Linked DNA regions of Homo sapiens: regions 2, 3 and 4 are each linked to region 1. The links are chromatin contacts, found by Hi-C in ENCODE. All regions are on one chromosome and are shown on one strand. The core of a region is the stretch at or near the end of the contact, and the rest is flanking DNA. Distances in the headings are between cores, read along the strand shown. Region 1 holds the start of TMEM185A (transmembrane protein 185A). Region 2 holds the start of CD99L2 (CD99 molecule like 2). Region 3 has its middle 120 kb from the start of AFF2. Region 4 holds the start of MTMR1 (myotubularin related protein 1).

Region 1 (2,884 bases), core at 233-2,732:
GCTAGACCCTGAGTTTCATCTGTGCTCCTTCACCCTTACTTGCTGGCTCGCTCAGGGCCTGTTATACAAGCTTCTCTGCGCCTTAATTCCTCGTCTGTATTTGAGTGTTCATTGAGAACCTCCTCTGGGCTACACATTGGACTTTACCCAGAGGATGGGAAAGGAAGATGGGTGAAAAAGTCTGGGACAGGGTCCTGGTGCTTCAGCAGATGAAAACTTGATTTGGATTACTCAACCTTAAAATCAGCTCATATAATAATATCCATTTCCCAGTGGGTGTTGGGAAGCTTAATTACCACTTATGATATGTTTTTACGTTCTCAGAAGAAAGGTGATACATCAAGACTAAGTATGACTATCGCAATTGTGATTCTCTCAAGCTGCCCTTGGGGCTAAACAGTATAAAATTGTCATTTGTGAAACTCTGCTATTGCAACAAAGGATGACTATTATCCATAATGATAGTAGACTAATGTTTAAGGCATTGTTGTGCTCATGAAAACTTAAATCTGCCCAAAGTGAAGATGGTAAACTAGGTCACCTGCTATGAGCTTGTCCTGCTCTTGGATTCCAAAAGCAAACAAAATCCTTGAGGAGGTTGACACCTGAAAGAGTACCAGATAGCAACAGCATTCTTTGTACACCTAGCATGTACCAGGCAGTGTGTTATGCACACGATCTCACTGAATCTTCCTAACACGCTTAGAAAAGAGGTTTTTATCATTTCCATTCTGCGGAGGAGAAAAACTGAGACTCAAAGATGTTGACTTGCCCAAGGAAGATGAACCTGGTACTTGTAAGTAGGGCAGCCTGGAGTGGAGGCAGAGGTCAGGTGTGAAGTGACCACAAAGTTTAGACAGGATCCAAGGAGGCTCTGAACTGGGTTAGAAAAATGAGGATGATTTCCACGTCTCCTGCTTGAATACCCCCCTGCGTACGAATAGGCCTGCTGCTAAGGGAAAAAGGGAACCCAGGAGGGGAAGGCGGTTGGCACGGGAAGTGACTTTGGTGCTAGGTAACTTGAGTAGGGAATAGCCAGCATATCTGGACACGCTGGCTTGGGAATTGGAAGGGAAGTTGGGACCCAAACTTTGGAGTCGTTGACAGATGTGACAGGTGAAGCCTGGGATGACATCGCCAAAAATGCAACGTCTCACTCATTGTCACTACTCCCAGGGCTCAGTCGTCACTGGGGAAAATCTCCAGAAGGTAGCGCGGGCCAAGGTGACAGGTGTCTGCCAAGATCTGCCCGCCAGACTCCCGGGCGGCGCGCTCCCTCCCTGCAGGCCTTCAGCCCGTCAGCATCCCCTTCCTCGGGGCCCTGCTCACTCCCAGCCTCCATCCCCCTGCCATCTCCTCCGCCGGTCGCGTGCGGACACAAGGATGGGGACCTCCCAGCGAGGAGCGCTCTGGGCGGGGCTCCGGACGCATGCGCGGCCCTCGTACGGAAGCCCGGAAGGAGGGGCAGGGGGCGGTGGCTCAGGTTTCTCCGGGCGGCGGCGGCGGCGGCGGCGGCGGCGGCGGCGGCGGCGGCGGCGACGGCGACGGCGACGGCAGCGGGGACGGCAGCAGTAGCGGGAGCAGCAGCGTGGACGCGGCTGGCGCTGGCGCCATGAACCCGCTGTAAGGCGCAGGCTGTGCAGCACGGGGTGCGGGGGAGGAGGAGGAGGACGCCGCGGTGAAGTTCTCCGCCATGAACCTGAGGGGCCTCTTCCAGGACTTCAACCCGAGGTGAGGCGGCGTCGTTGGCGCCCCCGGGAGTCCGCGCTGCGGGCTCGGGCGCGGGCTGGTGTTCGGCTCCGGGGAGGCACGGCGGGCGAGATGCTGCAGCCCGAGGACCCGGGCGCCTGCCCGAGCCTCCCTGCGGGTGCAAGCGGTCCCCAGGCAAAACAGTCGGCCTCGGCGCCCGCCCGCTTCCTCCTCCCGTGCCCGGTGCTTTCAGCCCCTGCCCGGCCACGGCCGGAAGGGCCCGGCCGCGAGCCCCGTCCTGCCCCAAGGGAACCCCATTCTTTTCTGCTTGCTGTCCCTCATTGGTGTCCCAACTTCTTCGTCTCGGTTCCATCCTCTTCTGCGCCGCTGCGGGCCCTCCATTCTCCGCGTCAGGGCCGTCTCACTCGACCCAACACCCCTACCCCCACCCCAGCTGTTTCCTCCAGTTCCTCGCAGTCCTTGGGGTTTTCCTTGGGTTTATGCCCATCCCTCTCTTGTTTGCTTCTTTGTTGAACGGATACCTGAAACACTGTTGAATCCTTGGAGTCAGTGTCGGGGTATGGCAATACCTTATATAATGCATTTCTGGGTGAGCCTGATCATTTTCCATACTCATTTTCTCATCAGTCTTCACTACAAGTTTATTTGCAGGAAGTAGATATTGCTGTCCTTCTTTTCCAGATGGGGAACACCCAGTGGACAGTGTGGAGAAAACACTGGCTAAGCACTCAAGCGCCTGTCCTTGCACTTGCCCGACTGTTTTGTAACTGTTCTTTACCCCAGGCTGTGAGCTCCCTGAAGCTGAGACCATCTCCTGCTCATCTCAGTGTCCCCAGCGCCTCCCACCCACCGTATCTGGCACATAGTAGGCACATATAAAATGTTTGTGGAACTAAACTGAGCCCAAAGACTTGGATTGGAGACGAGGCCATATGTAACTGGGTGATTCTCTGCCCTTCTTTGGCCCTTCTGTAAAATGAGGAGTTGGCCTAACTGATCTCTTAAATGCACTACTCTCCGAAAGGAGTATCCGTTTCCCTTATTTGCCAGTTGGGAAGACGTGCTCAGTAAATATTTGTGTGCTGTAACCTATGTTAGGTGCTTTAGATGCTGGCGGTCTCAGCATGGGGTGAAGAAGGGCTTGTACACTTAAGATGCCTTACAGTACTGTGCA
Region 2 (2,884 bases), core at 202-2,701, 1.3 Mb before region 1:
GTGATGATACATAAGGCATTGTGAGGAATAAAAATTAAGGGTAAAATGCCTGGAATATGCCATGTGTATAGTGTGTGTTCAATAACTACCAGCTATTTCTGTTAATTCTACAGCTAGAATGGAATAATGTTCCATTCATAGAGTAATTAATGCCCTGAGCCTGGGAAGATCCACTCCTCATATGCTGTTTTGTTTCTGCAGCCCTAAGATTCAGGGCAATGGATGTAAGCCACACGGGAGATTTCGGCTCCATCTCAGGGAGACCCCACACCCCACTGTTCCTTAGGGGTTGGTGGGAGCCACTGAGGGGGGTGCCTATGGCAGCGAGGGCTGGGTTGGGGGCACAGGAAAGCTGCCGAATGGATATTGAGGGGAGGTGGTAGTAGCCGCCCTCTAAGGAGGATGTGGCCCTGGGCAGCCGGTGCCGCATAATGGCAGGGACAGGCTCACGCTACCACTCCGGAGAGCAGTAGCGCTTCCTCTTTGTCTTCGAGAGCCGGTTGCAGCTGGGGCTCTTCTAGGGAGCGTTCCCATCAACTGCTGCAGCGGGCATTTTGCTGGTCGGCACAGTATCGTATCGGAATCTGATTTCTTCGGGTCTGGGAGACGGACTCCGTTTGCGGGGGTTCATGGGAAAGGACTGCAGCGCGTTTGTCGGTCATTAAGCACGTTTTTGAGATCGACTCTGCAGATATGAACTTGCACTTTCAGCGCATTCATCAAAGCCTCGGGAGAGCTGACCCAGTCCCTACCCCCAGTCTCCCGAGCCCGCGGCGCTTCGGCTCCGGGACGCCCCCATCCTCCCCTGTCGCCCACCCGGGCGCCCCCGGCCTCGTTTTCTCGAGACGTGTCACTGCTTGTTGACCGCAGCCAGTCACGAAAACGGTCCTTTTCTTCAGTCTCCGGCCAGGGTTTCACTCCTGCAGGGAACAGCGGGTGGGGACAGAGTGCGGGGCTCCGTGCTGGACGGTGTCTGGAGGGGCCCCAAGGGAACAACCCTTCACCGGGAGAACACCAAGGCCAGAAGGGGAAGAGCCCTTCTCAAGGTCACCCGGGAGGAAATCGGCGCCCACCGGCGCTGCCGCCTCCCGCTCCCCGGCACTGGTGACTCACTGCTCCAGGTCCGCGGGGCCACCTCCGAGACTTCGGTCTCGAGGACCGAGGTGGGACAGGGTCTGCGGACCGCGCGCTGCCGCTGGACCCAGCCCAACCCAACCCAGGCCTCCCCACCCACCGGGTGCCCGCAGGCCACGCCCCTCGCCCGGAGCCCCGCCTCCAGAACGCGGCCCCGCCCCCGATACTGCAGCCTCGCCCCGCCCCCCGGCCTAACCCCAGCCCAGGCGCCCTCAGGCGCCGGCTCTCTAGCGCGCCCGACCTCCATCTTCCCGGGGCCGCGCCGCGCGCGCGCGCGGGCTTTGGGCGGGACCCTGCAGAGGCGGCGGGGCTCCTCCTCCCGCTCCTCCTCGGCCTCCCCTTCGGGCGCTCTCGCGCTAACTGTGCTCCTCCGGGGCCCTCCGCCTGCTCCCAGCCATGGTGGCCTGGCGCTCGGCGTTCCTTGTCTGCCTCGCTTTCTCCTTGGCCACCCTGGTCCAGCGAGGTAAGGCGGGCGGGGGGCGCGCGGGGACCGCGCGGGGACCCCGCCTTGTGGGCCCAGGGGTCGCTCTGCGCATGAGCGGCACGGTCCCCGCCTCTCGGGCCTGCGGTGGCTGCCACCGGCCGGCCCGGCTGTGCGAGGCGGAGCGGCGGGGGTCCGAGCCCCGGGCCCGTGGGGGTTGACTCCGCCGCGGTCGGAGTAGCCGGAGAGGAGGGGTGGGTCCCCTCCTGACGCTGGGCTGGAAACAGCGGGATGGGCCCCCTAAAATCCTGAACGAGCAGGTGTACCACTGGTGACAACAGCTGTCCCCAAGAGTTTACCTTTGAGAAAACCTTGAAGAGAGCAGTCATTTTCGAAATTTGCTGCGAGGCCACCGACAGCAGAAGCACCTGGGGAACTTCCTAGGTGGATTCCTAGCCCCTTTCATCGGGATCACAGCGGGCATGGGCTGTGGGGGGGGGGGGGGGGGGTCAGCGAGGCGTAGGTCTAACCAGCTCTCTAGGTGCTTCTGCCGTCCGCTTCAGTTTTTGAGACTTTGGTCATGTTTTGCCAAGGAGCAGGAGAGAGAAATCCCGCTGAATCAAGGAAGCACGTTTCTTAGACCCTCTGCTACTCAAAATGTGGTCCAGGGCCCAGCCGCATAGGCATCACCTGGGAGCTTGTAAGAACTGCAGCATCTCACGCCCCGCCCCCGACCTACTGAGTCTGATTCTGCATTTCAACTAGATCCGCGGGTGATTCTCTGGCACATTCAAGTTTGAGAAGCATCTTAGTAGAATAAATGCAGTCTGTGGTTAAAAATAGGGTCTTAAACATGTACCAACAGAATCTTCTTACACTTATTTATATCCTATGTCCCCATCAGAAAAAGGGATTAAGGGAAACACTGTAATTGAACGTGAATTATGCTCCAAGCTTCCTGACAATAGAAGCGAACCCAGCTGGTGGAAAATATGTGAGCTCAGGAAACACACACACACACACACACACACACACACTTTGTCCTAGTACTGAGTTCTAGTAAGATTTATGTCACATAAAGGAACACTGGAAAACAGTGGATGGTACTAGCCAAGCCACTTTTGCAAAAGATGCAGAAATGTTTTTCATGTGGGCAACCCACCTGGAGTTGATTCACGAAGAGCCATTTAACATTCTGCAGAGGTGCCAGGCTCTGTTCTAGGAACTGATGATGCGGTAGTGAACAAAATTGAGACTGTCTTCATGGAGCTTACATCCTGGTCCGGGCAGAAAACAAGCCCAACATTGAAATCTATATATATTGTCAGT
Region 3 (2,884 bases), core at 198-2,697, 1.3 Mb after region 1:
CCCCAAAGGTTAGGGTTTACATTAGACTTCCTGGAATTCTCTGAGAGCCCAGTAAGATTATCACTCATTATATGATCTAAGCCAATCGACAGCCCAAAGCTTCCCATCATCAAGGCCACCTTTATAAAGAACTCTCCTCACTGGGGACTACACATTTTGAAATATTTTGCTATATCAAACAGCATTTATTTATTTGAATAGCCTTCTTTACCACCTGCATTTATGAGGGAGTAATTAAATAAATTTTCCCTTTTAAAGAATTAATTGAAAGGATTGGGTAACTCCCAATTAGTTTCTTGTCAGCATGAGATGCCCTCAAGTTTCTGCAAAATAGAGGTGATACTAGTCATAACCTCAGGGTTGTTATGAGGAGTAAAGGAAGTGGAACAGTGGCTGGCATACAGAAAGTGTTCAGTCAGGGTTAGCTATCATGGCTGTGAAGGTGAGGTTAAAGGATTGATGGACCTGACAGAATCCTTAGCCCAAAGTCAAAGCACTTGTGACTTTGTCTGCCTGCCCGGTCTGAAAGGGAGCGTATGTAAATTCTCTGTCTGGTTGGGAGGATTATTGTTTGTTTCACATTGAGAAAAACTTGTGGACCTCTATTATGCCCTCTAGACCTCTAGGTGTCCAGGGAATGACCTAGGCTCCTTCTCAAGCCAGTCTTTTCAGGCTCTACAATTTGAGGTTAAAAATACAATTAGTATTTTTGTTCCCTAAGACACAGAAGACAACTGCCTTTAATTTGTTCTAAAGTGCTTTCTTTCAGTTTCAGGATGTGTACAAGGCATACTGGGAAGGAAGTTTTTCTTTCACTTTAGCAACCCAGGACTTAATGAGTAAAGCCAGCATGACCTATTTATAACTTGCAAAGGCGGCGGGGTAGTATGTAGGGTAATTAGAGACATAAGCTTTGAGTCATGCAGACGTGGCTTCTCTCCCTGACCCTGTCACTCACTGGCTCTGTGACTTTGGTCAAGTCCCTTTCACTCTCTGAGACTGTTTCGTCACCTACGAAGTGTAGGTTATATTAATACCTATCTCATACGAATGTACAACAGGTAGAGGACACACATAGAAGGGGGAGAGAGAGGTATCCGTGCCATCCTTGTTTTCTTTCTGCTCATTAGCATACCCAGGATCATTTCCCCTCTCAGCCTTTCCCATTCCAGGTTAACAAATCCAAACCTCTACAATGTGTCTAGTCAAAAGACAAAAGGTAGGATGGCATTTTGGTTAACATGAGTCTCATTTCATCTGAGAAAAGGAAGGTAAGCTGGGAACAGATTAAAGCAAACTAGCTATGAGACAGGCAGGCTGGTTGGTTCCCTGTTTTAATATGGTCTGGAGTAAAAGAATGCAAGTTCCTTACTCAAGCTGTAGCTTACCTAACTCTCAACCAATCAGTAATAAAAGACCCAAGAAGCTGTTAACCACAAATTCCTGCTTCGGGGGCTAGGGACTTCCCCAGGGCCCTGCATGTGCAGTTAGAGTTAAACTTCGAACTACAGTTACCCCTTCCTTATTTTAATGTTAAAAATCATGCCCAGAGGTGGAGATGTAAAATGCTAATTCTACATATGATGTATGAAAAAGCATGTTGAGCCAATGCACAAGCACTAGAAAAATCCCTCCTACTCCTATACATGCTCGAATGTAATACTTTCCTGTAGAAAACTCCTGTAAACCTAACTCACAGACTACCCTCGATAAGCAACCCATTTCTTTTCCCTTCTTGGTGCTGACTCCCCTGTGCACAAGCGGAATAAACTTTCCTTTGCTGCTATGTTTGGTTATCTCTTTTGGTTTCTATCCTGGGCAATCACAAGAATCCATGATGCTGGTAACATTTTGTGGCACCCCAGGTGAGGCTCTCCTTTTAGGTCCCAGGAGAGTGAGTGAGATTGCCCAGAGGATGGAGGTGTCTGACCAGACATGAACAAAAGCTGGCACTCTGGACCACTGTTTCAGTGTTAGCGCCTTGGTGAATCAGATCCAGACTCTGAGTGTGTCCCCGTTCCCTTTCATTCATCTTCTATCTTCCCTTTGCTTTCCTTTTTTTCCCTTCACCTTCTTCCTTTTCAGTCTGTTTTGACTCTTCAGGAGTCCTGGTGTTTAATTAATCAGCTCTTGGAACCCTGGTTTCAGTTTCTGTTTGGCCAATGGGAGTGATTCCTATTTACCCATCTGGTATTTTGTTTGGGTAGCTGGAGTGAATCTGGCTCAGCTTTCTGGTATTGAGCTGAAAAATTGTCCCCTGTTCGTGAGCTGGCTAAAAAGTAGTCAGCAACCTGGAGTTCCCTTTTGTCTCAGACTTTGAAATTTCTCAGTACTTTCCTCAATTTTTGTCTTCTTTATGGGGTCTGGAAACTGGAAATCTGTTTTGTCATTTGTCTAAGTGAAAATGTACTTCCTTTGATGGTCTTTGTTGCATGTGAGCCTGACCCTTCACAATTCCTGGGAGAAGGCCTTACTCACTAGACCAGATCACCACTTTACTTTTTTGGTTTGTCTAGTCCATCATGTTATCTCTTGATAGAGTCAGTGCCAATGAATGTAAATATACAGTAGGTTCTACTTAGAGCTGGTGCAAAATCTACAACCTATTAGATTTTGAGGGCTGTGGCCAGAAAATTTGAGAGCTAGAGTCTCTCAAGCTCCCTCAGTCAGCTCCCTTCCCTCTGTCCTCCTTGTCTTGCCTGGTTCTCACCAGGTTTCTGAGGGTCTGGGTTGGGTGGGAAGAAGAGGGGTTTGTCAGAGCCAAGGGTTCCATCCCTCACCAGGCTACTTAATCATAGGACACCAGGTCTACCACGGAAAACACTGCAGGCATACCAAAAGATTTCTCCCTAGGATGCATCCTGAGTAATTGAGATGAATTTGA
Region 4 (2,884 bases), core at 187-2,686, 1.1 Mb before region 1:
GGTAAGTCTAGCAAAATGGTAAGGCAGCAAAAGCCGTGTTGTGCTATTCTCTGAATCGCCCAGACCTCGTGTGTGGTTGAATATTTGCAGATGAGTGAAGTCCTCACCATTTCAAGTGCTGTCTTAGCTGTGACTGGTTTTCAGTGACACTAACCACTTGGGTGATTAATTTATTAAAATATATTGTAATTACACTGAGGTAGAAACAAAAGTGAAGGGAATGTTTCTTGTTTCTGTGCTTTTGGAAACTCCCAAAAGTTTGGCACAATGGGATGACCAAGACAGGCAGGAATGGGCATGTAAAACTGACTGAGCTACATTCCAACAGTGCATGCTGCCTGAGTGCACTCTGGTGTCAGGGAAATGGCCAAGTTGTGGGAAAACTGGATGTTCCGGGTTACACGATAGGCCATCTCTTGTCGTCGGAGGAGGCGGTGGCCCCTCCCAGTTCGACACGGTCACTTTATGTTTCTAACTGATTTCTCTTAGTTCTGCAGCTGCCTCAGAAGCAGTAGGCTTGCTTGTGTGTTCATGAAAACAATAAACTGGTTCCCTCAAAGTGTGAAGAACTGAAAGTAAATGGTTCTGTTTTCTTGCCTCCTGAGCAGTTTGGACGTTTTCCATCTCAGATTTTTGCCTCGATCTGCACCAGCTCCCACGCCCGCGGGGTCCCATCTCCCCGTCCTCACTCCCAACCCCCCATCAAAGACCCTAAGCAGCCACAGCAGAATTGGGGTCTTAAAACCACACGAGGCAAGGTGATGCTAGAAGAGGAGAGCCCGGGTGGGATCTCCCTCCCAAGAGGATTGGTGGCCTGGGCAGGGACAGCCAAGCGATCGCCAAGGGCAGCAGGTGGCGGCGCCGGAAGTGGTTTGACAGCTGCGAAGCCCCTCCCGGGGTTCCAGGAGCTGGGGCTCTCGGGGCGGAAGTGAGCCAGGTGCGCGGCCCGCAGCAGGTCCGAGGGCAGCAGTCCCCGGATGGGGCGCTGAGGTTTCCGGGGGTGGGGGGGAGGAGGGCCCAGAGGGGATGAAGAGGGGCCGCCCACCCCGCCACCGCCAGGCCCTGCGCAGCGCGCGGGGAGGGGGCGGGCTGGCCTCGCGCGGGGCCCTCGGGAGTCGGGGCGCGGGAGGCCGGGGCAGCCCGGGCCCCGCTTACCTGTCCAGGGTCTCCACGCTGGGCTGCCGGGAGCCGGCGGTGGCGCCCCCCGCGGCCCGAGGAGGCCTCCTGCCGCCCGCCGGCCCCGGGTTCGGGCCCCCGCCGCCCTCGCAGCCCGCCGCCGCCGCCGCCGCCGGCCTGTCCATGGCGCGCCGAGTCCTGCCGCCTTGGGGAAGCCGCCGTCGGGACGGGAGCGGCGGCCGGGAAGGTTTCGCTGCTTGCCTCCTGCCGCCCGCTCTATACCGCCCGCCCGCCTCAGGCGGCCGCCGCCATTAGCTGTCACCTGGCGGCCCCGCGTTACCCACAAGGCCGCGCGCGCGGGGGTCGGGGGGCGGGAGCGGGGGCGGGGAGGGCGGCGCGCGGGGCCGGCGCCGGGAACCCCCACCTCGCCCAGCCCCACCTGGGCGCTCGCCCACGGAGCCTTACAGCGGGGATCTGGGACCTCCTGCTCCAGCGACCTGGGTGCGTACAGAGCCACTGGGGTTCGGAATCCCCAAACGGATTATGCGTAGCGTGCTTCACTCTATAGTCACACCGGGTTGACTGCAGAGACGTGGGGTGTAAAAAGAAGTTTGAAGACATTCAAGTATCAAAAATGATTTCCCACCTCAGTTGTCCTTCCCGGAAAAGGTATAGAACAGCTCAAGCTCCCTCGGTCTTGACATCTTGAAGCAGGAGCAATTCCGTGCATTTTAGCAATTCCTCCCCACCCCATTCTTCCCTCCACTCTCCCCCTCCATACGCACCCCGCCGCCCCGCCACAAACCCACCCCCTTGCCATCTGTAGGGCAACCAAGTGTTCTGATGCCGCCCTCGGAGCTTCCGCCCATGGTTTATGTTAAGAGTAACATTTAACTTCTGTTGATTAAAAAATCACTGCTATGAACATCAAGCCAATATCTTGGTGAGGCATTTAGGACATTTGCTTTCTGGGCTAGATTTATTTCCTTGCTCATTTTGTTTGGGTTCGAATATCCAACAGCTCATCCCCTCTCACCTCACCCCTGATTAAGTTGGGAGTGGGTGTGTGGCTCGTGATTAAGCCTCTTTGCCTGTGATTGCTCTGGGTGTAGACAGGAGGCCTGCGACCCAGGTCTGGAAAAGAAGATATAAAGGGAACAATTTGCTCACTGTTAAAAGGCAGATCTGCAGACAGGGAGTTACTCATGCCCATCCCAGACCCATCCTGCCCCACCAGCTTAATAACTTCAAACTGAACTTTGAGGATATGATGCCTGAAGCCCCGACAGCCATCTTACGCACAAGAGGAGGTGAGCCTGGGGTAAGAAGATGACAGAGTGAGGAGGGCTAGGAGGAAGGAAAGGAAGATCCCCAGACAATAATAGCTCCTATCTCACACTGGAGAATCACCGACTGCAGGTTGCTGGCTTTCTAAAATTATTAAATCAAATGGTTAACCCACTGTTATGGACTGAATGTTTTCATCCCCCTGAAGTCCATATGTTGAAGCCCTAATTCCCTGTGTGATGGTATTTGGAGATGGGGTCTTTGAGAGGCAATTAGGTCATGAGGGCCAAGCTCTAGTCTGATGGAACTGGTGCTTTTTAAGAAGGGTCACCAGAGAGCTTGATCTCATGCACTCACATGCACACACTGAGAAAAGGCCGTGTGAGTACACAGCAAGAAGGTGGCCATCTGCAAGCCAGGAACAGAGCCCTTACTAGGTCCCTGCTGGACACTTAATCTTGGACTTTCCAGCCTCCAGAGT

Evidence for each region. Hi-C counts contacts between places; a loop is a spot of excess contacts on that map. Pooled maps may share reads with other maps.
Region 2: a loop to region 1 is called in a pooled map, with 15 times the contacts of the local background. The contact joins the promoter of CD99L2 here to the promoter of TMEM185A in region 1. A Hi-C loop is called at or near these places in 6 of 50 pooled maps.
Region 3: a pooled map shows a loop between it and region 1 (6-fold over the local background). The contact joins the enhancer-like site here to the promoter of TMEM185A in region 1. A Hi-C loop is called at or near these places in 4 of 50 pooled maps.
Region 4: a pooled map shows a loop between it and region 1 (7-fold over the local background). The contact joins the promoter of MTMR1 here to the promoter of TMEM185A in region 1. A Hi-C loop is called at or near these places in 5 of 50 pooled maps.

What each region holds. Positions count from the first base shown.
Region 1 is chrX:149,630,390-149,633,273 of GRCh38, reverse strand. TMEM185A (transmembrane protein 185A) reads left to right here and starts at 1,482. Exons shown (of 7, transcript NM_032508.4): 1 at 1,482-1,731. The coding sequence starts at 1,694. RefSeq lists silencers at 1,520-1,929, 1,940-1,989.
Region 2 is chrX:150,897,235-150,900,118 of GRCh38, reverse strand. It overlaps CD99L2 (CD99 molecule like 2), which reads left to right and starts at 1,451. Exons shown (of 11, transcript NM_031462.4): 1 at 1,451-1,597. The coding sequence starts at 1,531. RefSeq lists a silencer at 1,167-1,776.
Region 3 is chrX:148,379,359-148,382,242 of GRCh38, reverse strand. No RefSeq gene overlaps it. Among named protein-coding and RNA genes, the nearest start is that of AFF2, 120 kb to the left of the region's middle. RefSeq lists an enhancer at 692-781. Within about 2 kb of position 1,447, at least 8 of the 41 ENCODE cell types and tissues checked have a DNase peak (open chromatin) inside an H3K27ac peak, as active enhancers do.
Region 4 is chrX:150,691,948-150,694,831 of GRCh38, reverse strand. MTMR1 (myotubularin related protein 1) reads right to left here and starts at 1,436. Exons shown (of 16, transcript NM_001306144.3): 1 at 1,156-1,436. The coding sequence starts at 1,301. RefSeq lists an enhancer at 1-92 and silencers at 986-1,125, 1,436-1,505.